Linked DNA regions of Mus musculus: regions 1, 2, 3, 4 and 5 are each linked to region 6. The links are chromatin loops, found by intact Hi-C in ENCODE. Cell type or tissue: left cerebral cortex. All regions are shown on one strand. Each heading gives the region's core, and the rest is flanking DNA. Links, peaks and the distances in the headings are about the cores only.

What was found. Peaks named below come from ENCODE experiments on the same cell type or tissue, not always from the same donor. Only the 100,000 strongest peaks of a DNase experiment are listed, where the experiment ranks them.
Region 1: it touches region 6 in a loop (6-fold over the local background); 17 of 42 quality-filtered maps call a loop at or near these places.
Region 2: a loop joins it to region 6, with 2.9 times the contacts of the local background. A loop is called at or near these places in 2 of 42 quality-filtered maps.
Region 3: a loop joins it to region 6, with 3 times the contacts of the local background. A loop is called at or near these places in 3 of 42 quality-filtered maps.
Region 4: a loop joins it to region 6, with 2.9 times the contacts of the local background. A loop is called at or near these places in 2 of 42 quality-filtered maps.
Region 5: a loop joins it to region 6, with 4 times the contacts of the local background. A loop is called at or near these places in 13 of 42 quality-filtered maps.

The regions. Positions count from the first base shown.
Region 1 is chr15:52,504,153-52,509,470 of GRCm38, reverse strand. No RefSeq gene overlaps it. Among named protein-coding and RNA genes, the nearest start is that of Gm23267, 7.2 kb to the right of the region's middle. In left cerebral cortex, for the core only: CTCF peaks have their summits at 2,351 and 3,860 (motif pointing left); DNase peaks (open chromatin) are centred at 1,976, 2,376, 2,658 and 3,873.
Region 2 is chr15:53,887,616-53,892,933 of GRCm38, reverse strand. All of the region lies in intron 1 of Samd12 (sterile alpha motif domain containing 12), which reads left to right. Among named protein-coding and RNA genes, the nearest start is that of Samd12, 12 kb to the left of the region's middle. In left cerebral cortex, for the core only: no CTCF peak of the experiment used is centred there; DNase peaks (open chromatin) are centred at 2,518, 4,354 and 4,893; H3K27ac peaks cover 861 bases.
Region 3 is chr15:52,673,159-52,678,476 of GRCm38, reverse strand. No RefSeq gene overlaps it. Among named protein-coding and RNA genes, the nearest start is that of Med30, 37 kb to the left of the region's middle. In left cerebral cortex, for the core only: a CTCF peak has its summit at 2,106; a DNase peak (open chromatin) is centred at 2,147.
Region 4 is chr15:53,783,106-53,788,423 of GRCm38, reverse strand. The region is part of intron 2 of Samd12 (sterile alpha motif domain containing 12); the gene reads left to right. Among named protein-coding and RNA genes, the nearest start is that of Samd12, 120 kb to the left of the region's middle. In left cerebral cortex, for the core only: a CTCF peak has its summit at 2,837 (motif pointing right); a DNase peak (open chromatin) is centred at 2,853.
Region 5 is chr15:52,803,818-52,809,135 of GRCm38, reverse strand. All of the region lies in intron 3 of Gm41323 (a long non-coding RNA gene), which reads left to right. Among named protein-coding and RNA genes, the nearest start is that of Gm34794, 20 kb to the right of the region's middle. In left cerebral cortex, for the core only: CTCF peaks have their summits at 321 and 3,130; DNase peaks (open chromatin) are centred at 321, 1,600, 2,775 and 3,422; H3K27ac peaks cover 692 bases.
Region 6 is chr15:53,340,479-53,345,786 of GRCm38, reverse strand. It overlaps Ext1 (exostosin glycosyltransferase 1), which reads left to right. Exons shown (of 11, transcript NM_010162.2): 1 at 1-1,385. The coding sequence starts at 424. Among named protein-coding and RNA genes, the nearest start is that of Ext1, 3.0 kb to the left of the region's middle. In left cerebral cortex, for the core only: a CTCF peak has its summit at 2,418; DNase peaks (open chromatin) are centred at 2,407, 2,844, 3,432, 3,783 and 1 more place; H3K4me3 peaks cover 4,721 bases; H3K27ac peaks cover 2,107 bases.

The sequences.
Region 1 (5,318 bases), core at 179-5,178, 840 kb after region 6:
TTTTTTTTTCCACCTCCCTCTCTATTTCTTGAGGGAGGCCTGTGAGGCGTACAATCTTATTCTGTGTCCGCCATTGGTTCGGTGCTGGCTACCGCTTTCCTATCACTTAGCACACCGAGGTTTTCCATTCAAGGGCATGTGGGGATGAGCAAGCCTGTTCTAGGTCCTTTTGATTTGCTTTTAGAGAGATCCTTTGGAAAGTCTGGCTTTGGGGGTTTATTTTTAGAGGCGGTGAGACCCAGACTTCATCGTGCCTTGTAGATCTTACTTGATTCTGCAGCGAGGCTCGGCCCCCACCCTCCTCAAGTACCAACCTATAGCACGGACAAGCTTGTAAGCTTCTAAACCACAGGAGGACGATTCTGATCCTTTCATCACCTGGTCCCAGCGGGGTTTCTCTAACTCATCAAAGGTGAAAGACAGAGAGCGACTGACATGGACAACTGGACCAATATCTATTTGTAGTCCTTTTTTTTTCTTTTTTATTATTATTAAGCTGATGATGGCTTAATAACCCATGACCTTTCTGTCATTCTATTGTTGCCCTGGTGGGATGGGATATGTTGTCTCTCTTTCACAGATAAGGCAAAGGACACTCAGGCTGAATGGACCACACAGTAAGGGATGTGAGCTGAGAGTCAAGCCCAGTGACTTGAATGGAATGTGTATGCTCCATCAACCGAAAGATGACAGACTGCAGCAGCTGACATTTCCAGTAATGACCCAGAAGGGATTTTTTTTTCTCCTTATTAAGCATAGCAGGGTTGAAACGTACTCTTCTTGACTCTGATGTGCCAGATGAATGGTTATTTTTTTTTTTTTAAATAACAGGTTTCACCCTGCTCTGAAAATCTCCTTTCTGACTATGATAATGGGATATGCTCAAGGGGTTCTGTGGAGTGTAATACGGGAGAGGATAGTTGACAAAAATAACTTCACCTCTTTTTGCTTAAGATTCTCTGGTGACTATATACACATGCATGCGCACATATGTACATGCATGTGGTATGTATGAGAATATGCTGATGATCTGTGTTGAGCAATCAGCTTTCTGGGTGATGTAAGATCTTCTACTTGTAGCTTCTTCCAATTTCCATGGTGCAAACTCACTTCTTGTGACTTAATTACTCACCAACATAATAATAAATGTGGGGTCAAGATGAGATGCACAAAATAATCGTTTCCTGACACGATACAGCAGCCCCATCAGCATTCTGGACACAGGTATAAAATGGAGTTCCTTGGCAGGATAGTGTTGTTCACCCAGGGACTTGTACTTGATCCTTCTGAAGATACACCTCTGTGCAGGTATGGCCCAAGAAACTTCAGATCGATCTGCAGAGGAATCTCATTGCTAAGGGCAGTGGTTCCTTATGCTCATCTGTAGACTCCTCTAAGTGGTCCCCAGTCCTTTATCAGTGCTGCCTGATTCTATATCAGTGTCCTCAAAATGCCAGCAGATGAAGTATCTGTTTAATAATAAACTGGTTTCCATTACAGACAACTGGGCATCTTGTCCACATCTTAGACTTTAAGGGCCTGACCTTCCACACCCTCATTTCTCACTGTCTTGTTCACCAGCTCTTTCCAGACATCTCTCACTCATCTTTCATGAGCCACAGTCTGTGAGGCATCCTTGGGCTTTCTCTAAACCACTGCCCTTCTGTATCACATCAGTATGGCACCATCTGGATTGTAAAGTTATTCTGGATGGGTTTTATTAACCCCAAATTTAAGAACATGGAATACATGACAAGCAGCTTGGAAATCCATGTTAACTGCATCCCAGAATTTAAACACCAATGCCAAAGGTGTCCAGAAAATAAAAGTGAAACCATGCATACTTGACACCTTACCTATAATTGCTTGACTAGTCTCAACCTCTTTCCGTGACACACATCACTCCTGTGTTATATTTTGGTTCCTGGCCTGTTCTTTGCTGTTCCTGCTGGCAATTCTCCACTGCCAGCAGGATTCTGAATTCTTGGGGGTTTGTTTGTTTGTTTGTTTTTCTGAAATGGCAGAGCACTTTCTTTTAAACTACTGAGTTTTACATCAATTTCATGCTGGAACACACAGCCTGGTAAAAGACTTCTAAACCGTACTGTCTCTGAATGGAGTGCTGTTATAGCTTTCATGGGAATGAAAGCATTTGCATTAATACGCTGGCTAAAATATTTCTCCAGAAGTGAAAATCGAATCCTCCCTCAAAACACAAGAATTTTCAAGTGTGCACGTATTTAAATAATTTTCTACTAGTTGGACCAAATTTAGGAGAGAAGAAAAAAAAAAAAAAAAAATCTGTGGTGGAGAGTGACAGATCCTGTCTTTCTTCAAGAACGTCGGTAGGGGGAGCTCGTGCTTCGTCATGGAACCTGAAGCCAGGCTCCCAGCAAATGCAGATAGCTTTCAAGTGAGGAAGAGAAGTTTGGGGTGTGAGAGAATAAAAGGAAGGAGAAGAAAAAAGAAAGGAAAGAAAAAAATCCTGAACTTATATTTTTTTATCTAGTATTATCACTATGGTTCATCAAGCTTTGAAAAATGGGAAATGTGTGCTGTCTAGAACAAACTATCAAACTTGCCGGCCTGCCCCACCCTCAGAATACTTTTTCTTTGTCGCCTAGGGTAGCATGGTTTGTAACGAAGGTATAGATTTTCTCTTGTGTGGGAGAAGCTGGCTTCTCTGACCTTACCCAGCGAAGGTGTCGATGCTGATCTGATACCTTTAATCAAATGTGTCTGTAGAGAGAAGTTACGTGACCGGGAGACACAGCAGAGCTGGCTGTGGAAGTTTTGCTGCTGAAGAGGAGATGGAGGGAAGGCAAGAGACCTTTCTCTCGGGTTTGGCTGTGGGAAGGGAAGCACGGTGCAATGCGCTAGATTGTTGGAAGTGTGTGGACTCATCATGTTAGTTTGTCTACATAAAATGTGCCTTTTGCATATCTGTGTTCTGATTCGATGATTGAGGCCAGCTGGAAACCCATAATAGAAATTCAGGCCATTGGACTATCTCTAGACGTCCCCCCCCCCCACCCATTCCCACCTCTAAAAAGCGTGAGCTCACCCCAAACATGAGAAAAAATTTTTGAGAGGAAAGCCGTCATTGTTCTTTCCTAGATATCTTGAAATAAAAAGAAAGTTTTTTCCATGAAAATGGCTTGCTGTGCGATTTTTCTCTGGGAAGTGATCACTTCATATTTAATATTTAACTGAAATTAGAATTACAACAGGATTGCTCATTTTCTTTATTTCTGAAATTCATTTTAAAATAGTCTGCTCATTTAGTGTAGACTTTTTTGGCAAAATAATATAGAAAAACCCGGCATATTCTTCCTCGTATGGACAATCTAGCCAATGATGAATGATTCGTGAAAACAAATGTGGTTGTGGGTACATTATATGCACAGGGGAGAACGAGAAGGCTAAATAGTATAGGTGAGGAAGGACTGAATGCAGGCAATGAATAGTTTAACTTTGTTACAGATTTTTATCTTTGGTGATAAAAGTTTAAAAAGTGTTTAAATTTTATTTTAAAAAACAGTGAAATCATAAAATTCACAGGGGATTCCCTCCATAGATTGTGTTTTGATTGGTTACTATAATGTATAGAAAGAAGTTTATTAAGTTTTATACTCTTTAGATCTGGTTAATTTATGCTTTTTTTTTGAACTTTTTATAATAAACTTTAAAATACCGTTTAAAACTATGATGATGTAAAAGAGGCATGAAGGGCTCTGCCTTTACTGTTTTGGTTTGGTTTTTAACTGTATTTTGGTTTTTTGTTTGTTTTGTTTGCCTGCGGAGCATCTGCACCTCAGACCCTACCCAGTGTAGGTTAACTGTTGGAGAGTGATGCCATCTTGTGGTCAGACTAGAAATTAAGTCTAAATATTAAGAGCAAACAAAACAGCCGGTATTTGAAAGGTTCAGTGGTACCAAATGCATAAGAAGAACCCGTTAAGTTTGGGTCTCTCTCTCCTAACCGTAGACTCTCTTATACAGAGCCTCCTATCGGGAGCACTTGGAACCCTTACGTTGACACACTGAGCTCAGCCTATCTTTTCGATTTGTTCTTTGCACTCTAAGTGAATAAATTTGAAGCTAGGTGACTTGTCTTTGATCAGTAAATAATATTTTTCTTAATAACTCCAAATAAAGAGAGATAAATCAGTATTTACTGCCATTTTAAACCGTAATATGGAGAATACAAATGCACCCTGTCATTTGGAAAGCTGAGACACAGGAGATGACTCAGGGTCAGATGAAACTCATTAGAATCCCAGTTCAGCTACTTACCAGCTGCATGCATCTGAATAAATTATAAAATAATGTGAATTTTGGTCTGTAAAACTAGAGCAATATTCCAATCACGGAAGGTCTCTGTGATGATTAGAGGGGATGATGTGAATGAAATATTTGCCAGTTCTTTATTACTAGGAGAAAATAAATCCTCTTCAGTTATTGGATGCTCAGTGGCGTGTCGGTTCCTAACAGACCAGGGTCCTGCAGGAAGCTCAGACACTCTTTATCTCCCATGAGAATCTTCACAGAACACAAATGGCATTTACTGTTAGTCCAAGTTGTGGAAATCATTTTGCATTCTAAATATGGGATGGGAAATTCGTCTGCAGATCTGATGCAATCCCCATCAAATTCCTGATAACATTCTTTTTTTATTATTATTACGTATTTTCCTCAATTACATTTCCAATGCTATCCCAAAAGTCCCCCCCCCCTCCCCTACCTACCCATTCCCATTTTTTGGCCCTGGTGTTCCCCTGTACTGGAGCATATAAAGTTTGCCTGTCCAATGGGCCTCTCTTTCCAGTGATGGCTGACTAGGCCATCTTTTGATACATATGCAGCTAGAGTCAAGAGCTCTGGGGTACTGGTTAGTTCATAATGTTGCACCTGCAGGGTTGCAGATCTCTTTAGCTCCTTGGATACTTTCTCTAGCTCCTCCATTGGGGGCCCTGTGATCCATCCAATAGTTGACTGTGAGCATCCACTTCTGTGTTTGCTAGGCCCCGGCCTAGTCTCACAAGAGACAGCTATATCATGGTCCTTGCAACAAACGCTTGCTAGTATATGCAATGGTGTCATCGTTTGGAGGCTGATTATGGGATGGATCCCTGATAACATTCTTCACAGGACTAAATAACAGATGGAATCCTAAAATTGACACAGAGATACAAAATAGCACGAGGAACCAAACCCACCCTCAGCAGAAAGCAATACTGGAGTCACTACAATACATGAACTCAAATCACACTGCAGAGCCAGAGTAACAAAGAGAGCGGGGTCCTGGCACAGAGACA
Region 2 (5,318 bases), core at 133-5,132, 550 kb before region 6:
ATCACAACTGAACCTTTGTCAACTTGACATGTAAACACATTGCTTTTCACTCAGAACCTTTCCTTCCTCATTTATCCCCAAGACAGCATGTTAATACTAACTTCACAATATAAAACATACAACTTTAAAAGTTTCACCAACCGTGTAAACAACGCAATATCCAATGTCTGTGATACATTCGAGATCTTCTGAGCTCTTCCCAAGGGCTTGGGTCACTTGCCTGGCTCCACCCTCTGCAGCACACACTGCCTAACTTCCAGGCTCCTGCTGGCTCTCTTTCACCACTGCGGCTATTCTTCGTGGTCATCTCATGGTATTGATGACTCCAAACTGCTTGGTTCTCTTGCTGCAACTGGGCTGCACTTTCACAAATAGTCTTTCCTGGACGCTTATATGTGATCCCCATACACACCCCATCTGAGCACTGAGGGAAATTGGATTCATAATAAAACACTTTTATAAATCTACACAACTTCTCAGCCAGTGTGGGCTTTGTGGGAATATTTGCCAGATTTAAAGGTCATTGCATTTTCCTAACATTGTGTTGTTTTTATTTTGGCATGTTCCAATTTGGTAATTTGAATTTTGTTTACTAGTTGTCTTTTAGAAACCTTAGTGATTTATGATGGACAGTATAAAAATAAGATATTAATTGTGCTCTTTCTTACAGACATTTCTTCTAAGTTGTTGGAGTAAGTCTCTAATTTTTGTGAGCCTAGATCGATCACTATGCATTTGTATCTGTTCATATAGAACACTGCGTCTTGGCTTTTATTGCCATGGTTTGCCCATCCTGGTATCCAAATTCATCCAGCCTGTAATTACTGATAATTGGTATTTTTCTTTGATAATGGATACTTACGTGCCTTCTATATGTTGTACCTCATTAATGGCACCCAGTGGTATAGACAGTTCTAGGGTCATTGAGACTTTCCCTCCTGGTTATTAATCAGTTCAATCAAGGATTCATGCTCTAGCCATGTGTAGTGGTCCATGCCTTTAATCCCAGAACTTGGGAGACAGAGGCATGTGGATCTCTGTGAATTTGAGGCCAGCTGGTTTACATAGTGAATTCCAGGACAACCAGAACTACATAGTGGGACCTTGTCTCAAACAAACAAACAAACAAACAACAAGATTCATGTTTTAAATATAAAAAGGAGGCCGTGAGAGCAAACTGCACACTTTCTTTGTATCAGAGCAAGTGACTAAAGGTCACTGTATGTTTTGTTATGTAACTACAATTGAAAGGTTAGTCCTAATGTAGACAGGCAAAAGTCAAAAATGAAAACATAGAAGATGTGGTGGTTTAAACGAGAAACACCCCTCATAGTCTCAGCATTGGAACATTTGGTCTCCAGTTGGTGTTGCTCTTTGGAGAGGTTTAGGGGTTGCAGTCTTGCTGGAGGAAGTATGTCATTGGGTTTGGAAAATCATGAAGTTGGTCTGCAATAGCTTCCTTGAGAGGCATGAATCATAGATTTTTTTCAAGTTAGAGTCTGTGGCTCCCAGGTCAATGTGAGCCTTTCAGTTTCTGGGAAACCACAGTACTCCCTCAGGCAGTGAAGTGTTCAGGTCCCCCTTCTTTCCTCTGTGTCCCTTTGAGGTCAATGAATCATATAGAAATTTGACAGGGCAGTTAGTCTTAGGCATTGATCTTGTGTACCTTGTATAGCTTGCAAACGTCATTTTATCCTGGAAGCTATCATTATACCCTGTTTCTGATAAGTGTATAAAAAGTCTGATTGCTTGGCATAAATTTGTCTCCACCTCAGTCTTGCTGAGACCCCCTCCAGCCCATGTCTGCTTACGATTCGTCTCTCACTGATCATATCAGGAGACCTTGGCTTGCACTGGCATTTAGAATGATGAACTTGTTTTGAGGTTAAATAAACACACCACTTCCAGTTGGCTCCCCCTGCTTCATGCTTATGGTAAAGGGTGAGAGCTCTCAGTTTCCTGTTATGGCTGCTATGTCTTCCACTTCCCCACTTTGATGGACCCTTATTCCTCTAGAACTGTAAGCCCAAATAACTAACTGTCTTTTTCAATAAATTGACTTGGTCTTGGTATTTTATCAGAGCTACAGAATAATACATAAGGTAATAATAAGATAATAGTCATGGGGTGGGGGAAAGGACAGGAAGGACAGGTGTTAGAAATGTTTTCTAGGGGGTAAAAGATCCTGGATTTGGGATTATTTAATTGTAAGGAAGAGCAGATATATAATTAATCCTAACTGGTCAGGGGCTCTCCACTGACAACACAATGGAGTCCAAGTTCTTCGACTTCAGGGCCCTCTAAAATGGCTGTGTCTTCTTTCCAGGACTACATCCTACTGCTAAGAAATGTATTCCTCTTCCTAGGATCACAACAGATCTTAAGTTTCTTCTGTCTGCTCATATCTCTTCCCTGTCAAATGCTTTTACCCATATGTTCACACATTGCCTTTTTCACATTTTTCTCGGTACACATTTAAGGCAGTATGTGGGCCAAAGCAGTAGATGCTGGTGTGAGAACCATGTGACTGCAGCATTTCAGAGGGTCAAGGAGAATTTTCAAGAGGCAAGAAGAAGTAGCCATGGGAGTCCTCTACCATGTCCAATGTCAATCACTCATGATGTATAGAGTCAACCAGTAAGTGTGTTATAGGGCCTGCCCACTCACTGGCTTTGCCAATGCACAAAAAAGATTTGAAATCAAATAGAGAAGCAAGTCTGCATCATGATAGTTCAGAATATTGATAGGCATCAAAGGAAGAAACTACTCTATTCAGTGCAGATGTCTGTTCCCATATGTGTTCATGTATGTGCAAAGACAAACTTTAAATCTTATTCAGGAGTCATCTACCTTGTATTTTGAGATGAGTTCTCTAATTGGCCTAGAGCTTGCCCATTAAGCTAGACGGACTAGGCAGCAAACCCTCGGGGGTTACGCTGACTCTGCCTCTCCAGGGTGTCCAGCCACACCGCTTACCACGATGCCCGGCTGTTTTTCTTAAATTAATGTATTCGAGGGATCAAATCAAGGGCCTTATGTTTGCATGGCCAGCACTTGGCTGACTGGGGAATAGTCTCATGCAAGGAGAACTCTTCTTAGTGCATTTGGATGGCAATGGGAAGAAGATTGTATGCATGTAGAAAGAGGGATTAGTTATAGTGAACAAGATCAACGTCACAGGGATCACACACATAGACAAAGAAGACAGGAGACTGTGCCTGGACTTGAAACAAGATGAAATGAAGGGTTTGGTTTTCGTAGGAAATACTTGAAAGTGTTTACTACGACCCTATGACTTAATGAAGTGGTAATATTTGAAGATGAGAGATAGAGAGAAAGAGACAGAGACAGAGACAGAGAGACACACACAGAGAGAGAGAGACACAGAGAGAGAGGGAGAGAGAATTAAAAAGGAAAGCCACTGTTAATTTTGGAAGGATGGATGGGGTTAGATAAAGAATATTGTAATTGGAAAATGAATTCACAGCTACTAAACAGTAAATCTGAGTGGTATGATATGCATTGATCTAAATGTCATATATAAACTCACTCATCTTCATATTAAGGATCACTATTACCTTCATGTATAAAATGAAAAGAATATAAAACATTAGATTGTTTGCCAGTTGTCACACAGCTATAAACAGCTAAGTACTGTGGCTGGTGTTGGAACTAAGAAAATGATTGTTCATTTTCTATTTAATACTTTTAAAATGGGGCTGGAGAGATGGCTTGGGGGTTAAGAATTCTGGCTGCTTTTCCAGAGATTCTGAATTCAATTCCCAGCAACCACATGATGGCTCATAACCATCTCCAATGACATCTGGTGCCCTCTTCTGGCATGCAGGCAGAACACTATAAACATGAATGAATGAATGAATGAATGAATGAATGAATGAATGAATAGACAGACAGATAGATAGCAGGCAGAACACTATAAGCATACTAAATAAATAAATAAATAAATAAATAGACAGACAGACAGACAGATAGCAGGCAGAACACTATAAGCATACTAGATAGATAGATAGATAGATAGACAGACAGACAGACAGACAGACAGACAGACAGATAGATAGATAGATAGAATCTTTTACAAAAAAGAGAAAATACTTTGGTGAATGCCAGATTAAGATATAATCACCTACACAATTTTTTATATTTTATTTTCTATATGCCTATGGATGTTTTGCCTATAAATATGTCTGTGTATCATATGCATGCACGGTGCAGGAAGACATCAGAATAGGGCACCAAATCCTCTGGAACTAGTTTTGAATGATTGTAAGCTTCCACGTGGGTGCTGAGAATCAAACCTCGTACTTCTGGAAGAGCAGGCAATTCTTTTAATTCTCTGGCTGGGGATTTTTGGCAGTTTCTTGTTTCTCTTTTCTGCAGTAACTATGTAGAACATAGATGGGACACGAAGGCTTATTACTCTCAGGTGTAGGGGGAGAGGGGACTTCTCATCTTGGTCCATTTTGTGTGGAGGGTCAGCCTCGTGCTGTGGCTTAGTAGTGGCTCTGTCAGCCATCGGGACACACTTCAAGGAGGCACTCTGATCCCACTGCCTGGGGAAAACAGGGAAGTATAGAGATAGTGGCAAAAGGTTAAGGTAAAAGCGAGATTGAGAAAAAATCCGATTACAGTTTTGCCTGGATAGAAAGCCAGTCTCTAGTTTCTTCTCTTTCCAGGGCACCTTCCTGCCCTCAGCCGGATTAAGATTTGGGTTTCCAGAGTTTCGAGGCCATGTCCATGTTTGTAGGTTAGGGGGAGATTTCTCTAACACAGCTAAGCTAAGCAGCTCTTCGCTACTCCAGCCTCCCCGTGACAGTAGGGAGTCTGGCCAGTTTCTAAATTGAAACTCAATAGCTGGTAGCTTTGGCACCCATGTGTTTGCTGGGGCTCACCCCAAGACTGTCATTAAAATCACACAGCCTGGCTTCGTACTGCACAGAGCTTTCCAAAGGACTGTTTCCTGTTTGAGCTACGGATGATGAGCTGGCTGCTGAGCAGAACTCGGGCTTCCATTCTGTAAATAATGGCGCGAGGTCCCAGGTTCAAGGTCACAACAGCTAGTGTCAGAGCTGAGATTAGAGCTAGGTGGCCTGGTTCGTTTTATTGTGACTTCTGTGGAAGAGGTGGCATAGAGCCCACTTTGGATAAGGTTTTAAGTGGTGTATTAATATTAGTTGTTTATAGAATTTGTATTATTATTTCAAATGGAATTTGCTTTAAATTAAGGACAGAGCAACCAGAGCTCATGTGACAGTGGAAAGAAGTCTAGTTGATGGCTCAATATGATAGCAGGTTCAACT
Region 3 (5,318 bases), core at 192-5,191, 670 kb after region 6:
ATGAACCAACCAGTACTCCCAGAGCTCCCAGGGATTAAACCACCAACCAAAGAGTACACACTAAGGGAGGGGCCCATGGCTCCAGCTGCATATGTAGCAGAGGCTGGTCCTGTTGGTCTTCAAAGGGAGGAGAGGCCCTTGGTTCTGTGAAGGTTCGATGCCCCAGTGTAGAGGAATGCCGGGACAGGGAAGGGGGAGTGGGTGTGTTGGTGAGCAGGAGAAGGGGGGAATGGGATCAAGGGTTTTCAGAGTGGAAATGAGGAAAGGGGATAAAATTTGAAATGTAAATAAAGAAAATGTCTAATAAAAAATAAATTAAAAACAAAACAAACAAAAAACAGTACAGTTCCACTGATACAGTGAATATGTTTTTGTTTCCCTTTTAGCTAGGAAAGATGGCCAGAAAAAAAATTTCTTCCACAGGAAAACAGACACCTATTTTACCTATCGTTTTTTGCCTCAGGATAGAATTTTCTCAGCCCCTGTAATGGTGAAGGAAGCAGTACCTATCAAGTCATCAAGACACTATGCCAGTCATTTACATGATGGAGTGTTGATGGGTAGACAGGGTGAGCAAGAAGGGGGCAGCATTTAGAGACCTTGGAGATAAGAGATAGCCCATTTGAAAACTTAAAAATCTGCCATACTTTATAGATCTTTGGGACCAGGGTAGAGGGTGCATTGGGTCATTTCCTTTCAAGTAAGCTGTTGCATCTAAAATTCATCTTGTGTCACAGGAAGCATAATGGTTGGTCAGTCTGAAATCAATACCTTCTAGTTCCAGGAATACCGCTGCGGTTTTAATTAATTAATTTATAATCCTCTCTCCGTCCCCCGCCCCCTCCCCACTCTGTCTCTCTGTGGCTGTGTGTGTGTGTGCATTTATGTGATAATCTGTGCCCCATCACATGCCCCAGTGCAGCTGTGGAGGTCAGAAGACTTGGTTCACTTTGTGTAGCTTTTAGGAACTGAACCTCAGTTGCCAGGCTCACAGCACAAGAGCTGGTACCCACGGAACCATTTCACTTGGAACCAATCACTGTTCTGATTCTTTTGACATGAAGAGTTGCCATGCAGTGAGATGCAAACTAGGAAAAGGGTTTGTAGTAGGTCCAGGTTGGAGGTACTTGAGCAGCGTATGATCCAGTGGGCCATTGCACAACCTAGCTCATGGAATAAGGAGGCAAAGACAAAGATGGGGCAGGATGATGATTTTCAGTGCTCACCTAAAAACATGGTCATATTTTTATAGGTTATCTCCATTGCCATCAATTTCATTTAAAAATAGGGTAGCAACAGAATCTAGCATGGGCACTGTAATAAGGTCACGTGGGTTGGAAAGACTAAGGGATCTGGAAGATGAGTTAATTGTTTACACATCCTCGTTCTACTTGTGTCCCACATTTACCTAGAGAGGGTCTGGAGAAGAGGATGGGTACCAGGCTGTGGTGATTTTTGCCGGTGTGGTTTTAGAGCTAATCCCGGACCTCCTCCCCTTCAACCCTACTAAATTTGAGGAGACTCATTCAGATCCACGCCCACCTTGTATTTCTTGAGGAACCCTTCACAACTGTCATTTACTAGTGTGCATCGTAAGTTCCATGCTGTCTGTAAAAGAGCCTTGAGTTCCTTGGAGACCTCTGTTATTTACTTATGTTTGGCAAATCTTATAGAACCTTTTAGAACTATCTGCTCACAAGGTACCAAATTATTTTCTAATAGGAAACGTGATGGAATTATTTTTAGGCCTGCCTTAAAAATTCAGGTAGACAGCAATAATACTTTCAAATGGAATTATAACAAAACAAGACAGACCTTTGTAAAACCAAATTTGCTTTTACCCTCAGGATACCCAAGTTAATTCTTTGGTCCTCTCAATAGCAAACATTTATGGAATTGATAAAGTGGCTGTATAGTTCACGTTAGTAAACAGAAACACAGTTTACCATATAAACCTTAGCAGATGAAAAATATCACACCATCCTCTCTAGCATGCAAACATGTCCAGAGGCAGCTTTGTGTGTTGGTGATACTTGTATTTTTCTTAAGCATAGGTAACCAATGTCAAAAATTTCAGTGTGTTCTCAGACTGAAGCCAGTTTAGCTCTTAAGTAAGAGCTCCCTCCACTGGAGTCTGAATTTGACACTCTGTTCCCACTTTCCTTCCAGATTTCTCCCTGAACTCTGCCCAGTGCTGGGGCAGTGAAACCAGCAGAGCCCTGAGGAACGTCCTTCAGGGAGGGGGAGGGGAAGCTTGTTTGTCAATCCACAGTGGCTGAACTGGAAAGAAACAGAAAGACCTGCAAAGCTCCCCCTGTCATTCCTGAAGCTGTCAGTGCTGTGGAATGAGTTCCTGGAAGCTCGGAGCATAAACCGACTGGAATCACATGCCTCCAAGGTCGCGGCCCAGTTTTTCATCAAACACACATTTTGATGAATTACTACTTTCAAGGAAAAGTTGGAAATTTATACCTCAAAAAAAAAAAAATCTAACTCAGGGCTGCTCTGCTTTCCAAAAGTCACTTACATATTTGGGCTGTATTTCTAAACTATGAAGACTAGGGCATTCAATACTGTTTTAGGGCATTTAGGTTAATGAAATATCCTGGCTAATCCTGAACGTCCCCTTTTATTATCCTTAGATTGCATATTTTCAATGAATTGGAATAAAATAAGACTGGAAAATTAACACAAACGGTGTAGGTCACGTTGAGCTATTCTTATGAGGTCTAGAGTTCACCGTTATGAATATGCATTGTTGGCTGCATAACCTTTGTTAAGTTACATAAGCATTTGAAAATGTTTACTAATCTAAAAATGGGCCTATTAACACTTTACCTACCTCTAGCACTTACTTCAGAAAGTAGGTGAAATAATGGACATAAAAGTGATCATGGAAAGTGATGTTGAAAATTGGCTGTGAAGCTGAGAGAGACGTATAGGCTGACTGGCTGGCTGTATCATATGTGCAGTTGATGCTATCATTTTGGAGCTATATTTCATACCAAAGACTGTGGAAATACTGGTTGACGGAGGTGGCCACAAAAGTGCCAGTAGAGCCATTAGAGACAGAAGCCATTGTCTCTTGATAAAATGGAAAACACAAAAAGGATTTAAAACCCACACTTTTTTCTTCCAAATTCATTCTTTCACATTTATAGAAAGAGATAGAGAGAGAGAGAGAGAGAGAGAGAGAGAGAGAGAGAAAGAAAAAAGAAAGAAAGAAAGAAAGAAAGAAAGAAAGAAAGAAAGAAAGAAAGAAAGGAGAGAAGGAAGGAAGGAAGGAAGGAAGGAGGGGGAGGGAAGGAGGGAGGGAGGGAAGGAAGGAAAGACAGGAAAGAAAGAAAGGGAGAAAGAGAGAGGGAGGGAGGGTGGGAGGGAGGGAGGGAGGGAGAAAGGAAGGAAGGAAGGAAGGAAGGAAGAGGAAGGAAGGAAGGAAGAAAGGAAGGAAGGAAGGAAGGAAGGAAGGAAGGAAGGAAGGAAGGAAGGAAGGAAGGAAGGAAAAATTTCATCTTTGGAGACTTACTGTAGATTTCTTATTTTAATGAGTAAACCCCTCAAAATTATAATAGGTTGAGAGAGTCAGAGAAGTTTGGATATTTTTTAAGGTGAACCACCAAAGTTGATATATATGCTAATTAATGCATACAGTCTTCCAATACTATTAGATTATAATTACAGTGCTTTGCAAATTCACAAATATCCACAGTGATCAGCCTGATGATCATATTTGATTCCATACAATATTTTGCCTTTAACCACAATAAATCCAATCAAATTATTATCAAATTCTTATTCCTTATGAACTGGAAATTATTCTAATTTGTTCAATAAATGATGATTATGTTTGAGAACTTATTTTGTTTCTTGTGCCCAATGCAGATGGGAAATAAGCAATCCTTGAAGGTTGGGATTCACTCTGGTTCACTACCTCCTAGGGCTCTTTGTTTTGTCTTGTAGATTTATGTGCTGCTTTCTCCGTGTTCAAACAATCCTTTGTATATTCTACTTCATATTTCATTTTTCTTACCTCTTTTTCAAGAAGACGATGAACTCGTTGGTGGTGCATTTTACATCGTTTATATCAATCCCAGTGCCCTCATGTCACCACCATAAACTCTAAATATACTGTTGTATAATGGGAGGGTAAGAAAGGAAACTACCTTGATTTTTCTCTCCACTTTGTTCAGATCCTTGACAAGCTATAACATCATAGCCTCAGGAAATATTCATAAGCACACAAACCACCTTTCAATTTAACAATTTGCCTATAAACTCTATAAAAACTCCTAAACTTCCCAGAGGATGAAAGTAAATAATAATTTGGGGAGGTTCTTTTGTTTGTTGTTGTTTAGGGCTGGAACATTTGAAGTGAGCATCTGGGACTATCTCCTCCTTGCACTTTGTTCATACATAAGGAGAAATGAAAATTCTGGAAAGACATCTGTATTGTAAATCAAAATACATTGCTGAAATCAATGCTGAGTTGACATTCTGCTTGCAAATATTCTTTTGAGATTGGTTCTTGTAAATCTCTTTCCCATCTGGTTTTTATGTCTGCTCTGGGACTTACATGCACAGAGTTGTCTAGGGCCTGCTCAGAATGTTGAAATAAAGTGTGTGCTTTTTAATGAAAGGTTGGATTGGGCAGAGGAAGATACTCTCATTTAAACTGCTTGTTTATATTGTAACTCAGCTAAACTTTTAGGAACTTTGGGAATTGTTTTCCTAGAATAGCACAGTTTATTTGAAGCTGTGAGATAGTCCTATCATGCCACCTATATTTTTGTAAAGAACATTTGCTAGAAGGATTTTTATTTTTATTTTTAATCATAGGAAAAGTGAGCAACAGAGAAGCATTCGTGATTGCAATTTCTTTGCTTTCCATAATTGCACCATTCCCATTAAATTAATGATGGAGAAAGGTACCATTGTTTATAGAAAGGGGCTTTCTTTATTGGAAGCTAGTTAATTTGGGAATGTTAATCTCTCCTTAAATGGCAAGTTCAGTGGAGGAAAAGAAAAACTCTCGATCTGAAATGTGCCATGAGAAATGAGCCCTGGATTTTGACTTCACATCTGGAATTGATATCCATCCTTGAGCTTTATGAGGGAATGGCCATATGAATGGGAACATAATCACCACCCCTATCACAGCACATTTCCTCAGCTCTCGTCTTTAATCACAGGCCATCTGCTAATTGCTACACAGAAATCTAGTATGGAGTCATACAAGAAATGGAGCCATCATCATCTTCCTTGGTAGGATGAAATTGGCCCTTATTACCATATGGAAAACTCTGTGTGTGTGTGTGTGT
Region 4 (5,318 bases), core at 186-5,185, 440 kb before region 6:
ACCTAGCATTGTCAAACCATAACTCAATCACATGTTTAGTTACAAAGAGAAGTTTTTATGGTGCTGTCGAGAAAATTAAGAGTTTGGCTGGTAAGAAAAGAATGATTATATAGATGAAGGTAGCGATACATAAAACATTTATGAAGCTGGGTGTGATGGCACACACCTTTAATCCCAGCACTTGAGAGGCAAAGGCAGGTGGATTTCTGAGTTCAAGGACAGCATGGTCTACAGAGTGAGTTCCAGGACAGCCAGGACTACACAGAGAAACCCTGTCTCAAAAAACAAACAAAAAAAGCATTTATGAAGTTTAAATAAGGTCAGAACAATGAGACCCTGAGACCTGTTCAGTCTCTGCTGCTTTTCACCAAAATTCAACTTTATATTCCATCTTAGTGTCCCCCTACCCTGTTCTGACTCTTGCCGCATGTGACATCAGAAATCTAAAACCAACGTGTTACCACAACTATACCCCTAGGAGAGGCTCTCGGGAATCACATGCTTTTGCCTTTTCCAGTTTCAACTGTAGGCGTCTCTCTGCCCTGTCTCCATGCTGATATCTTCTCTTCTATCTCCAATATTCTTGCACCTGTTTCCTGGGAGTGTTCTTATCACTGGATTTATCATCCATCTCACTAATCCAAAATCACTGGATTCCTCTGGAGATCATTACATCTGCAAAGGTTCTGAATATTAGCGTGGGGGTCATTTTGATGGCCACCACTGAATGCACTCTACCTATGCTAAACTCAGAATCTCCAGGTTACTCTGAGCCTTTCTGAAGAAATACAGAATTAAAGATCCATCTACCCGTTGGTCTCTCCAGGTTGAAAAAGTGTAACTGTTGTGTCCTCTTGGTTTGTGGAGAGAACTTGAAGGTTCATTTTGAGGATTCGGTGGATTTGATCACTCCGACTATCCACTGCAATACTGCTGTCATCTGATCTTCTCTGTAGTAAATGTCTGGTCTAGGATAAGTGGCCTCAGAGTATGTCACTTGGCTGTAGCTACAGTGACTGTTGCTAAAGAGAAATATATGGCTTGATGTCATCTTCCCACCTATGGAATTAGGATATAGGCAAATAGTTCATTTGAGCTGTGCCATGTGCTGACACAAACAGAAAAGAATACTTTTTTTCCTTGATATTGGATATTGTACATGACCTTATAGAGCACTGTGAAAACAAGCCAGTAGAGATGAAGAAGCGTTTTCTGGAGTGGGGTGTGTGTGTGTGTGTGTGTGTGTGTGTGTGTGTGTGTGTGTGTGTCTTTCTGTCTGTCTGTCTTCTGTATCTGTGTATGAGTTTCTAGTGCTTTTTCTTAGTTTTCCTTATTTCTTTCCCATAGTTCATTCACCTTGGTTTATAATTTTTTTTTGTCTTTTCTATTCCCCTCTTTGTTTTCTTAAGAGTAAGAGAAATAAGTCATGGATTTGGAAGGGTGGGGAGGCAGGAATGTTTGGGAAGGAGATGAAACAATGAAAACCATGATCAAAATCTATTGTATGAACAACTTTATTTTCAATAAAAGAAAATTTAGAAAAAGTAACCAGGCCAACACAAAGCCACTTATTCTAGTGGCACAAATGTCATGGGAGTAGCCAACCACGTTTAGATTGGATTTTAAGTCCCACTTAATAATACACACACACACACACACACACACACACACACACACACACACATATATATATATCTCCATACCTGCCACTATTACCAGGTCAAGAATCTGTGATGAGGGAACAGCCTACTGTATCTTTACTAAATGGATACAGTATAAACCAACTCTTAACGACTTTTCAGTACACCCATAGATCAATTCATCACTCAACCCCCATCTGAGATGCTTCTATTTGCAGTAAATGGTGACTAACTTAAAAACTCACAACTGGACTAGGTGCGGAGAAGAGATTGAGGAATGTGCAGGCTTAAAGGAAACATATGCACCATATCCTCTCCCCCGAGGCACAGAGATCAGTGTGGAAGAGGGGACAAAACAAGTCTAAGAGATAAAGGTGTTGGGTGACTACCAGGAAATACCGTTTTGGCACATGGGGAAGCTGCATATGAGCATTCCCAGTGACTGAAAGAGCATGCTCAAAGCCAGGCCAAATCCCAATATGGAGAGAAGAGATGGGTGTGAATTTCCACGCTTTACCATGGAACTCTTGGCAATTGTTAGCTGCTGGTATAGGGAGACAGTTTTCTCTCAGAATGTAGCCCCTGGTAAAATCAACAATGCTACGGTGGAAGGCCACGTGTCAAAGAATATTTAAATAGCACAAGTTGGTCTTGAAGGCTATAAAAAGAGAAACTAAGGGCATACAGTTGGGTGGGTAGAGAAGGGAAGTGGATGTGCAAAGAGGTGAGGGAGAGGTGAATATGAGTGGAACTCAGTGTATGGAACTCTTTAAGAACTAATAAAAATACTAAAGATGAGGAATGGTTGATGTAAATTGTAGCAGGGATAGAAGTCGGCCAAGGAAAATATATGCTATAGGCTATTTGGGGATAGCTTCATTTAGAATCTCTTTCAGGATATTGCCTTTAAGACCATTTGATAAGGTTTGCAGTCTAGTCACCATCTGATATAAGCAACTCAAAAAATTCTCTTCATTTCCAACATCATACTATCCTTGAACTGTAACTCAGTGTTATTTTCTGTTTTAAACAGACTCTTAAAAATCATATTAGACAGCTACTCTGAAACAGTATTCATTTTTATTTTAGTTATGATCAGGTGCTTATGTTATTTGCTTGTTACCTTGGGCCGAAAAGAGGACATATTTACAAGTCAAGATGCAGATAGAGGTAATCTTGGCGTTCTCCCTCCTGCCTCTAGGTGGCGCTTGGTTTCTGATTAATGTCTAGCCTCAAAGCATTTTCTCCTGAGTTCCTCAGAAACTAAGAGAAGGCATCGTCTTGCAAACATGGTGTTATATCTCTGCGAGCTTTGTTTCATGATAATGAAGCTTTCTTGGCAGTTTTCTATTGTCAAGTAAGAGTATGTTATAGGTGTGTTCATGGCTGGGCTGCTGTGCCCCATGGCACACACCTATAACCTCAGCACTCTGGAGGCTGTGTCAGGAGGATTGGTGAACCTTATGCCCTGAGCTGCACATTGAAATGTTATTTCATTGGGAAGAAATGGATAAAACTACAAGTAAATGATATATGTAATGCTGGCTCCTGAGAAGTGAGCACATATCAGCATTTCATAAAGTTTGTTAAATGAACAAACCACCCTAACACTTTCTATCAAAGAACTTGCCTCATTAAAGGCTCGCTCCCAGTCCCAGGAGTAATCACCAAGGGCTCTTAATTTTCCTTTATGATGCAGTATTGGGAGTAGAGCTTATTTTCTGGTATGAAACCAAACTGCAATGCATGATACATTTCCTCTGACTCCACACAGACAGCCTTAATGGATTTGTTTTAAATTGTTGTTTGTAAAACGAAAGCAAACTCCAAATAATTATATGAAATTGTTTTTTAATGTTTGCATAATTTTTTCATCATTAAAAGCCACCAGCCTCTTTAATATTGAGGCACAATCAACCATTGGACATAAAAAAATCATTACCTTGACGCTTTTAATATCTCTGCCTCGTACATGGATACAGACTCTCTCCTTTTCTGCACTGCGTGGTTATTTATAGTGCTTGACACCGTGGTGCCTTATTCTGGAAAATGCATTGTTTGGGCTCAAACTTTAATATGCAGATTGAAGGGATACAGGAAAATCTTTATTCTGACACTCTGAATACCAACCTGTGTGTTTGTCTTATTGCCGAGAAAAGACTAAAGTTATTCTCTTCTTATAATTTTGCAGACCCTGGCTACTCTCACCTCTTCTTTCCATTTCCAAAGTTGTTGCATCTATCGACTATGCATCTATGTTGGGAAAGCCTACAGAATCTGTTTACTAGGATGGTTTTACAGCCATCTTTCAGAATCACAGAGGTGGCTGAGATGTTCAGTAGGTACTTGCTTTGAATGTAATTGTGCCTGTCTTATTCACCCTGGATCTGAATGAAAATGTCCTCTTCAGTATCTTTGAAATTGGAATACACAGGAGACCACTAGTGCTTTAACTTTTCCGGCTTTTGCAACACTCATGAGAAATAAACGCCCTTCCTCTCATGTCTGCTTCCCTGACACCTAACCTGAGATTGGGAGACAGGCTGCTTGGTAGTTGTAAATGCTTGTTTTCATCTCTGCAAGTCAGGGCATTCATCAGCAAAACAATATGCAAAAAGAAAACACTAATGCTAATGTGCATTTGTCTCGCATTAGCCACAATTACGTATTCATCAAACAGTCTCACTGGTCTCATGAATTGACTGGCTTTATAATAAAGGGATGTTATAAATGTGAACTTATATTTATTTATATATTCAGGATAATGAAAGATTCTTTTTGGCTGCTATAATAAAATTCTTATAAGATGAGGTTTTAAAGTAGTCCCCTAATAAATAAACTAATGAGCTAGTTTAAAGTGATCTGCATGCCAACAGCCTCGAAGCTTGTTAGAAATGCATCAGCCTGGTACTTACTCCTGTTTTCTCTGGTCCAGAGATTGATCTGAACTCCTCATTCTTTTTCAGTTTCAAATGAGTGACTTCTGTTAGGCATGTAGCAGATAAAGGACAAATAGCAAAAGGCAGATAGGGAGGAAGAACATCATCAAATCAGGTGCTTACAGCATCCAGAGATGATTGGAATTGCCTTGTTGAGAAAGCAAACAAAGGTAGCATATCAACTTACAAACAACTTCCAGCAGAAACTCCCTAGGGAAGAGACAGTCAAGCTGGAGTTCCCAGTTCAAAGTCTCTCCATGATGATCTTATGATTTTCTGCTGTCACTGTAGACACTGAAAAAAAAAAGCATTTATTCATTAACTTCTTTGTGTATAAGTGTATGTGCACCTATGTGTTTAGATGGGTGCCTTCCATGTTTGCGCAGACCAGAACAAAGCTTCAAATACCTTCCTTGGTCTCCCTCTGCTTATTCCTTTGAGAAATAGTCTCTCCTCAAATGTGGGACTCAAGTGTTCTTCACTAATCTGTTAGACAAAATGCCTGAGCAATCAATCTCTCCTGTCTCCAACTTTCCTCAGAACAGTGGCTACAGGTATGTACTAGATATAACCAATGAGCTATCTCTCCAGTCTTCAATGTAGGCATCTTATATCATATAATAATTAATAGTAATCTCTGATAGAAAGTAATTTTTCTGGCTAGTTGTTCTCAAGGACACATTATTACTACTCGTGGATAGTTTTCTAAAACTAGAAAGTAATCTTTCTCCTTATTGCA
Region 5 (5,318 bases), core at 199-5,198, 540 kb after region 6:
ATGTGCACAAAATTCTTCTGTTTGAAACATACCTTGTTCCAACTATGTAGTCAAACCAACTCTATCATAATGTTGAGTGTGAGAAAGATTATTTTTCTCAAAATGTTCTTTCATAATTTTGTTTATATGAAAAAATACAAGGTTGCATAGAGTCTAAGATTCAGCAGAGAAGGGATATTGCTATCAGACAAGCCAGGCAGTGCTAAGATAGTGGGCAATGCGGGCTGCTATAGGAGTCTTCAGGGAATAGATTTAGCAGCCATTTCAACCCTGATGCCAGCAAAGATATGTATGCCCACATTCCTTTAGATGGTCAGATGCTGCCCCCTGGCATGCACTGCTTTGTTTCTTAATTAATTCTTAATTCTACCAGGGAGTCCAGTTCTATAACGACATTACCTGCTGTCAGTGCTGGTCCACTGAGGATGTGCACTGTGGGTTTCTCATACTGGCTCTCCCTCCATCACTCACACCTTGGAAAAACAAATGGCTCCCTGGGCCCTCCGAAGTAATGGTGTCATATCCCGGGCTCCTGACCAGATAGGTAAAATCATTCTTGCATTCACATTTCTTGGAGATTTTAATCTTTCCCTCTATACTCTGCAACTAAAATTCTGACATCTCTATTGTACTTAATGCAGCTATTACTTTTTTCAATCTACTGGAGGCATCCCAGGAGTGCAGCTGGAGTAGTACCTTGACTCATCTCAGGATATTAACTTCTGTGTCATGGGAGGTGTTCCATATCAGTAAATTATCCCTCTTCTGGCTTCATAGCTTACCTTTGTTGACAGCACCTTGAGGATCCTTTCCCGGGATGGTCTCAGTATCAAGGTCAAATTTTGCTGCTCTCAGTACCCGACTTTTGGCTGGCAGCCTTGTCAAAACTGAGAATTAAAATCCCCGGACAAGTTTTCTACTTTAGAAAATTAGGTCCTGGTCTCAGATTTCAGCACAGTTTTTTTTTCTCCAAATGCTGAAAATAGGGGTCTTTCTGAATTCCTTCAAAGAAACTTTTGGATATTCACACCATAAAGACTGTTGACTTTATCCAAACCTATATATTTTCTCCTTAACAAATAGCAGCTTATTTCTGACACTTCTTTCTCCAGGCTTTGTAATTAACACTTTTCAGTTCCTCTCAGAAGTCAGACATATTACACAGAGGCAAGGGCATGCACTTCTACTTGTACCTTCTGCCAGTTCATCCTAGATAAAAGATGTGGACATAGGTCTATGTGCATGAAACTCTTAGTGACTCATCTATGGGAGGGAAGCTTTCATTGACAGCCTGATTTGAAAACATGGTTCTTGTGTACTGTTTTTATTAAGCTTGGGCTCTCATGGAAAGCCATGCAGAATACGGATATGTTGTATACAGGGAATGAAACTCCAGAAAGCCTAGCTAAAATCCAGCCTACTCCTGTTCTCAAGTGGAGAGCCAGTAACCAAAGAACACTACAGAATCACTCCATCTTAAGGCAGAGGAACAGATTTTTGTATTCTTGATTCAACCTGACATTGAAGCTTGGCTATTCTTAGGAAAGGGCCATGTAACCTTCCAGACATAGACAGGCAAGGCATCTCTTGTCAGCTGAGGGCAGTTTTCCAGAAAAAGAAAATGATGCAGCCATGTGCCTTTGGAGTTTGACACTCATAAAAGGTGGAGGATGGGTGACCAGCCTTGTAAAAGGATCTGGGGAAGGTGCCAGCAGTCCTATTATAAAGAGAGAAGTTTCTGCAAGAGGAATGGCTAAGGAAACTTCTGTACATATGAGAGCTTTAAGCTCCTTATTTGAGCAGAGTTATTATTATGATCATATTTCTGAATTTTCTGAACTTGTTGGTGCATTAATTAGTTCATTTACTTATGCATTTGTTCAAGAAATAGGTGTTGTATGTTCACAGCATAAAAGGCATCTCTGCAGGCACTAAGTCGATAGCAATGAAACAGAAAATGTGGTCCTTGACCTTAAGGGACTTAAAGCCTAATGATAAAGATAATTGCTATACTGCTGTAGTGGAGCTTCAATGATGCATTAACAGTCATCACTTAGATGATGTGCACACAGAGTAGCAAAGAAGACTTAATAACTAAATGGTTATGCGAGTACATTCTCCATATGGGGTAGGACATAGGATGTATATACTGTTTTCTCCATAGATGTGTAATATAATCAGACTCTATATTGAATATGACTCTACTAAGGTTAAATTTTAAATTTTAACTTATTTATTATTATCATTGTGCTTTGATTCAGCAGGATATTGCTTATCGCTACAGAGCATAGAATAGCCTTGAACTCCCTCAACCCTGAATCCACTCGAAGTTTCAGTCACACTTCATCTTCCTCCCAAGCTGGCAATAGTTACCTCTCTTACCCTTATTTCTGTGTTTGTCTCGTTTCAAGTGCTGTTTTTGAAAGATTACAAAATATATATACTGTAAGTGGCAGGGTATCCACTTATAAAAGCCTCTGAGTGGATCCACCACAGCATATTGTTCATTATAAAGTTGACGACTGTGGTGTGTGTGTGTGTGTGTGTGTGTGTGTGTGTGTGTGTGTGCGTGAATTGTAGTCTACATAGAACAATGTGAGGCTTCAAGTAGGCAGACTTATCACACATTTATTTTCTTTATACAAATAAGCCTTTTCAGGTTTACTGATTTGCAAATTCTGGCTCCCTGGCCTCTGTTTCTTTGGGAGAGAGAGAACTCAGTCTTTATATTGATTGGTTAAAGGCAGCCTTGAGTCAGCTGATGCACACCAATGGCAATATGGAGTCGTATTTATAGCTTGCCTAGAAATGAAAGCCTTTTATTGCATTATTGTGAGGACGGGTAATGGACACAAGCAGTTGTCAAAGTTATTGATGATGCTGCATTTCCAATCACAAACTAGGATACCCAAGGCTGGTTGATTTGCTAGATTTAGCCATAAAGTATGAGTGAGAATTAGTTGGTGAAATGCTTGTTAATAGAACCTCATGATGCATTCTTTCCTATTCTATTGGAGAAAATTTCAGCCTTTGAAAAGAAATCCAGGGAGATCAATGTTCTGTTTGAAGCAATTTTTTTTTAAAGAAAAAAATCTATCAGGGTCAGAGAAACTATGGAGTTACATGACATCTACTGACGGTAGAGAATATCACAATTCAGGCTTCACTGAGAGATGACTCTCCTTTTCCTATAAATATTTGTAACAAATATCTGCATGTGGAAATATTATGGTACTAGACCATCAAACTAGAAACTCAGGGTCTAAAGTTCTTTTCCTCAGCTCGTTCTTGTGCTAGGGGACTGGATTGGAAATGGTTGTGCCTGGGAGCTACTGCTCGATTTAGCTTCTTTCAGGTTGAAAGATGATGCCAGCATCAAGCCTCCAGTTCTGCCACAGAGCAGCCTGCAAGAGATTTGTGGGCTGTCTTGTACACAGGAGCAAAACACATCACTGTCTTTCTACCAGAAGGGTGTTGCTTGCTCTCACCAGGCAGAAATCCAGCCCAACTCAGATAAGCTCCAGAGTCACTGTATCTAGGCAAAAGAAAATGAAATACTGATAGGAAAGGGATCAAGAGCCTTGCTGTGTTGGTTATCTATTGTCACATTAGTACTGCAGAAAAGCAGCCACAGATCTCCATGTATTAACGAGAGTTTCATTTTTGCTTATGTTTCCATGGGTTTCTATAAGTGAGGAGATGTTGATAATCTGGGTCAGGTGTGAGTACTTCATTTGGGCTCAAAATGTATTTGTGGTCAGTTGGTGGGTTGTCTACAGATTGGCTCTGATGGTGTCCATGGCCAAAATATCTTGGATTTGCTTTATGTTGAGTTCTTACTGTCCAACAAGCCAGGATTGTTCTCGTGGGCAAGGAGGTTCTAAGAGAGCAATGGGGAAGAGAAACACGCAGTTTCATGGAAGCTAGAGTGTGAAACTGGTAGGCTTATCCCCTTTCTCACATTTTCCTGGGCAAAGCAAATCACGAAGGCACCCTAGACTCCAGGATATAGAAAAATCTTCAAAATCACACAGAAGCCAATCATGATGGGGTATAGTGTAATTTCAGCACCAGGAAGTAGAGGAAGAAGATAGTGAGTTCAAAGCATGATTGGGTTATACAGTGAAGCCATCTAAAAATAAAAACAAAATATGTGTGTAATGGACACAGGTTCTAGAATGGGTAAAGGACTAGGAATGCTTATACAGTAAATTAATCATATTTTCTTGTACATAGAAGTTTCATGTTTTAACTTTCTGATAAGTAGTTTATGAGAAACTACTCAAAATCAAGGCTTTATGAGAAGAGTTAGTCCTTTTGTAAGTCCAGCCCTAGATGATTTATAGAATGGCTCTTTTCTTACAACAGGAAGAGTTTGGTTTCTGGCTCATCCACTTTGATCCATCATTCGCTTATTTTACACTTTGTTTTTTTCATTTTTTAATTAGTTATTTTATTTGCTTACATTTCAAGTGTTATCCACCATCCCAGTTTCCCCTGCACAAGCCCCCATCTCCTCCTCCCTCCCCCTGCCTCTAAGAATGCGGTCCCCCACCTGCCTATCCACTCCTGCCTCAGCGACCTAGCCTTCCCCTATTCTGGGTCATCCAACCTCCACAGGATCAAGGGGGATCCCCTTCCAGTGATGCCAGGTAAGGCAGTCCTCTGATTCATATGCAGCTGGAGCCATGGCTACCCCTTGTGTTCTTTTTGGTTGGTAGTTTAGTCCCTGGGAGCTTTGGGGGGGGGGTGTCTGGTTGGTTGATATTGTGTTTCTTCCTATGAAGTTGTAAATCCCTTCAGCGCCTACAGTCCTTGCCCTAGCTTCCCCACTGGGGTCCCCAGCTCAATTCAATGATTGGCATCTGTATTGGTCTTGCAAAGCCTCTCAGGGGGACAGCTATACCAGCCCCTGTCGCAAGCTCTTCTTGGCATCAGCAATAGTGTCTGGGATTGGTTTTAGCAGATGGGATGGGTCCCTAGGTGGGGCGGTCTCTTGATGGCCTCTCCTTCAGTCTCTGCTCTCCAGCTTTGTTTAGGAAAGGAGTTTACATCATTTTCTACTGGGGTAGAAATAACAGATAAAGGCAAAATTGTTAATGCTGGCAAAGAAGTGTCTTTCCCCTAGAATTTCCTCTCTGTGGAACGTTATGGAGGTGCGTGCTGTCATTGGATTACTGGGATCAGGGGAGATGGATCTGAGGATAAGAACTTGCCAGAATTTGGATTTCCCCAGAAGTCACTTAAATGCTAAATATGCATGGAGTCCTGCCTATAATTCCAGCCTAGGAAGGCAGAGACAGGAAAGTTGAATAGGG
Region 6 (5,308 bases), core at 309-5,308:
TCCCCGGGCTCGTTCTCCACGCCGCCGAGAGGAATCCGAGCGGAGAGGCAGTCACTTCGTCTTGCCATTGATTGGGTATCGGGAGCTTTTTCTTCCCTGCTCTCTTTCTTTTCCTCCGTCTTGTTGCATGCAAGAAAATTACAGTCCGCTGTTCGCCCGCCCTGGGTGCGAGATCTTCTGCCCGGCTCTCTCCCGTGCATTGTGCAGCCCAAAGATGAAAGACCGAAGGGGAGAAAGTTAAAGAAATCGCCCACATGCGCTGGATCAGTCCACGGCTTGGGGAAAGGCATCCAGAGAAGGTGGGAGCGGAGAGTTTGAAGTCTTTACAGGCGGGAAGATGGCGGACTGGAGCTGAAAGTGTTGATTGGGAAACTTGGGTGATTCTTGTGTTTATTTACAATCCTCTTGACCCAGGCAGGACACATGCAGGCCAAAAAACGCTATTTCATCCTGCTCTCAGCTGGCTCTTGTCTCGCCCTTTTGTTTTATTTTGGAGGCGTGCAGTTTAGGGCATCGAGGAGCCACAGCCGGAGAGAAGAGCACAGTGGTCGGAATGGCTTGCACCAGCCCAGTCCGGATCATTTCTGGCCCCGCTTCCCGGACGCTCTGCGCCCTTTCTTTCCTTGGGATCAATTGGAAAACGAGGATTCCAGCGTGCACATTTCCCCCCGGCAGAAGCGAGACGCCAACTCGAGCATCTACAAAGGCAAGAAGTGCCGCATGGAGTCCTGCTTCGATTTCACCCTTTGCAAGAAAAACGGCTTCAAAGTCTACGTGTACCCGCAGCAGAAAGGGGAGAAAATCGCCGAAAGTTACCAAAACATTCTAGCGGCCATCGAGGGCTCCAGGTTCTACACCTCGGACCCCAGCCAGGCGTGCCTCTTTGTCTTGAGTCTGGATACTTTAGACAGAGACCAGTTATCACCTCAGTATGTGCACAATTTGAGATCCAAAGTGCAGAGTCTCCACTTGTGGAACAATGGTAGGAATCATTTAATTTTTAATTTATATTCTGGCACTTGGCCTGACTACACTGAGGACGTGGGGTTTGACATCGGCCAGGCGATGCTGGCCAAAGCCAGCATCAGTACTGAAAACTTCCGACCAAACTTTGATGTTTCTATTCCCCTCTTTTCTAAGGATCATCCCAGGACAGGAGGGGAGAGGGGGTTTTTGAAATTTAACACCATCCCTCCTCTCAGGAAGTACATGCTGGTATTCAAGGGGAAGCGGTACCTGACAGGGATAGGGTCAGACACCAGGAATGCCTTATATCACGTCCATAACGGGGAGGACGTCTTGCTCCTCACCACCTGCAAGCATGGCAAAGACTGGCAAAAGCACAAGGATTCTCGCTGTGACAGAGACAACACCGAGTATGAGAAGTGAGTAAGGGCTGCCTCCCTTCGAGGCTCGGCCCTGGGCCCTGGATACCTGAGTCCAGGTGGGAGGGTGGGGGATGCGGGGTGGAGACAGAAGCCCTCAGTTCTGTTGCTTCCTTGGGATCCAGCGGCTGGGTTCAAGTGTGTGGGGTGAGCTTGGGCTTCTCAGGCAAACTCGACAAGAGTACTCTCTCCAGTCAAGTTGGTGAAGAAGGGAATCTTCCTGATACTTTGAAAACCATTCAGGACCCATGTGTCTTTGGCGCATTATGGGGGCTCGGATCCAAGTTTTGGAAAGGGTACTAAAGGGTATTTGTGACGACTCAGAGAGACACATGTTCTACGCAAGTCCACAGACTCTGACCCCTGGGCTTTGTCTGTTTCTCTCAAGAACATGGGTACCTGTTCTCTGTGCAGTTGGCTAGGCTTAAATTTGCACCTTCCCCCCTAAGCTTTAGATTCTTGATTCCTAGAATATTTTCATTTTTACCTTCCCAACTTGTGACTGCCTCTTACTTCCTCTACAGCACTGATGTTTATGAAGGGTAGAGTGTAAGCTGGTTAGGGTCATTCATTCATTCATTCATTCCTATAAGCCCTCTCTTTCTTGGGGAAACTTTAAAATCTGGGCCTCAGGCCCACTGCAGTGAACTACCCTTACTAATTTAGATTTCCCTTTCTTCTTTGTCTTTATCTATTTGCATATAAATGTGGACTGTTACTCTTTGAATGGGCTTGAGATGCCTCCTTAGCCTCTGTGGAGGGGAGAGTTTTGTTTAGTTGCTAAGTAACTGAGTTGGTTACTTTGTAGCCCCTTTCAGTCTTCCTTTTCCTCGTCTTTCACAGTCGCTGACACACAGGATTTCAGGTCAAAGTTAGAATCCACAAATCTGCTTGAAACCGAGGCTGGCCTGTGGGTCCATCGGTCAGCTTCCTGATAGCTGAGGTCAGTGCCCCAGACTCACTTGTGTCCGGCTGGGAAAGAGTGAGCGCCTATGGTGCATTTCCACTTTACGCCAGTTAAAAACCAGAGCAGCCTTGTGCTAGCTACCCAGGGAAGGAAGGAGAAACCTCTCAGCTGAGTACAAGAGGAACTGGCAGAGGTTGGCAGATTGTGCAATTGATTCATGAAATGCAGAATAGGGGAAAAGGCTTCCAGATGGGGTTGGATCAGGAAGGGGTGGGGGTGGGGGTAACCGGGCCCTGAAATGAAAGGTGTGATTATTTATTGTCCATGGATTCCCTCAGACTCTCTGGTCTTGGTGGGAGTGATTGGATGGGATAGTAAAGTCCTCCCCGACTTGATCATAGAAGGGAGAGGAAATATCAAGCCTGGGGCTTCTGCTTCTGAGCCCCTTGGACGTTTTCCGTTTCAATCCTGGGAAAAGCCTGAGGCCAGGATCAATTGTGAATCCATCGTTCCTTTCCTCTTACACACGGAAGTTCTGCGTGAATGTTGAGTGTTGTTGTGACAGAGTAAAAATACTCTTTAACTGTGGTCAGAAAGAAACTGCTTTGTTGAAAGGACAATATACTTTGATAGATTCTGGGGGTGCTTGTGCCTTCTAGGAATTTCTTTGGCTGGCGTGAAGAGGCTGATCTTTTGATGGCTTCTAAAGCAATCTCTCCAAGCTTTATAGAAAGATCATGACGTTCTTCATTCGGAAAGAGCGGATGTTCCTTGTGTGTTCGACCCCCCCACCCCCACCCCAGATGCCAATTCTTTACATTTTCTATGGAAAACTTTTGTTTTCTAGAGAGCGGAGATGGAGAAAGGTGTGGTTGATTGGCTTCGGAGCAACTTTGTTTTGCTAATTGAATGTAATTAATTTTTCACCTTTCGGTCCTTGGGCCAAGAAATCTGACACCCTCCACCTCTTCTTGATTTAAGTTTAAAGACCACCTGGGACGGGGCCTCAGGATCGTCTCTGTTTGGGACTGTGGCATCCAGAAAGAAAACAAGTTTACTATTCTCCTGAGCAGGGTTTTTCAGGGCTTTCTGTTTCCTTTTACAATCCCGCTAGCTCTGATTTTGTTTACTAGGATGTGTTAGTAGTGCAGACTGGAACTCCTAGAGATTTAACTCCTTACCCATCTTGGATTGTCAGAATTGTTTACTCACAAATATTGCTGGGTGTTTGTTTGCTTTTGACTTTGGAATACACAGGGTGGAAATAAGAATGCAGGAATCTGGAAGCCGTGACTATACACCAGGCTACACCGATGCTGCACTCGGAAGTAAAGGGCAATGCAGAATTCCTCAGCCACACTGAGGCTAACCACACCAGACCCTTGGAGATGAGATGCTGAAGTCAGATCTGTGGAAGTGGTCCTTCCTGGAGTCATCTCTGAGTTGATTTTTACCCAGGGTTTAAGCAGTTTCCGAGGTGTTCTAGGCATTCATTTGGTAATGGCTTGTAAAGACGAGATCAATTTTCATCTACTTCTCTTCTGCATTAGCAAGTACCTATGAAAAGGTTTCAACTTAATTTGCCTCGGCAAGCAACCTGGTATGGGTTTGCTGGGGACACCGGATCTGATAATTAGATTGGAAATTTATAGCCCCTTGGTCAAGTTAGGCTACTAGAAGAACATAAGCAGATACTTCAACTCCAAGATATCGTGATGGTGTGTAATGTTGTAGGTCTCAAGGGAAGTGTCCCACTGGTGATTTTGTGAAAAGCACATGAATGTCACCGGTGCAGAACAGCTGGGTGGCATGAATGGGAATTACTTTTGCTCTAGAGAAAAAGTTCCTGCAAACTTTGATCCAGCTTCTCAATTACATTAAATATCATTTTTTTTCATAGTGCACATAATTTTTACTAGTTACATATCTTTTTCATTTTAATTTTTTCACTTTATTTCATTTCTCACTGTCCTGGAAGGAGCTCTGTAGAACAGGCTGGCCTTCAACTCAGGGATCCACCTATCTCGGCCTCCGGAGTACTGGGATTAAAGGTTTGAGCCACCACATCTGGCTTTCAGTTACTCATTATAACCGGTGTAGTTGGCACCAGCCGAACTGAGTCACTGCTGGGATTTGGTGATCTGGAGTGAGACCTTCGAGAAATTCACTCCATTTTAGTGCTTTTGGCCTCTCAGGCATCCTGACATGACGACTACTTTGCATGAACATCACAGGTTCGATACCTTTGGAGGTCATTATTAGGGAACTTCAAGTTTGGCTATCTCAAACAGAAGGAAGAGAAGGTAGTGAGAGGTGTCCTGAACCTTTGGCCCTTCCAAGGAAAGCAGGGTGATTCTTTCAAAGCAGCTTTTCTGAGAGCAGTCAAAAGACTATCAAGATTGTCAGACCCTTTTCTGTTTGCTAAAGCTGTACTGTACTGGGGTTTTTAAAACAAAACAAAACATTTCTTTAGTGCGTGTGTGCGCATGCGTGAAGGTCAGAGGCCAACCTGGAGTCAGTTCTCCTCTTTCACCAAGTGGGGTCTGGGTATCAAATGCGCATCCTTACGTAGGATGGGCCCTCTTCCCCAGTGTCACCTCATCAGCCCCAGACATGTACTGTTTAAGGATGGTTGATCATTTAGCTTCTAGCACTCGCTTTTCGGGAGGAACAGTTGGAACTCTGATGTGTTTTAGTAGTAGTTCCAGAAAGCAGGCCTTTGGAATCTTTGATTAGTCAGCGTTCCTTTCATTTCTCATTGCGAACACTCTGGAAGCGCTCAGCCTCTAGGACATCCCATTTGGTGCTGCTGGTGTTTCTACAACTTGATGACAACTTTTCAAAGGTGGCTGGCAGGCATTGAAAAAAAATGTCAACTAGTTTAGAGCTGATGTAGCCCTTTGAAGGGACATGCTTAGAGTCTTGCGTGAGGTTCACGGTTCCCTTTTATTGTTGATAAAAATAATAAGTGGGTGTGTTCCCAAAACTGCTTAGTGTAACTCATTCTTTCTATTTA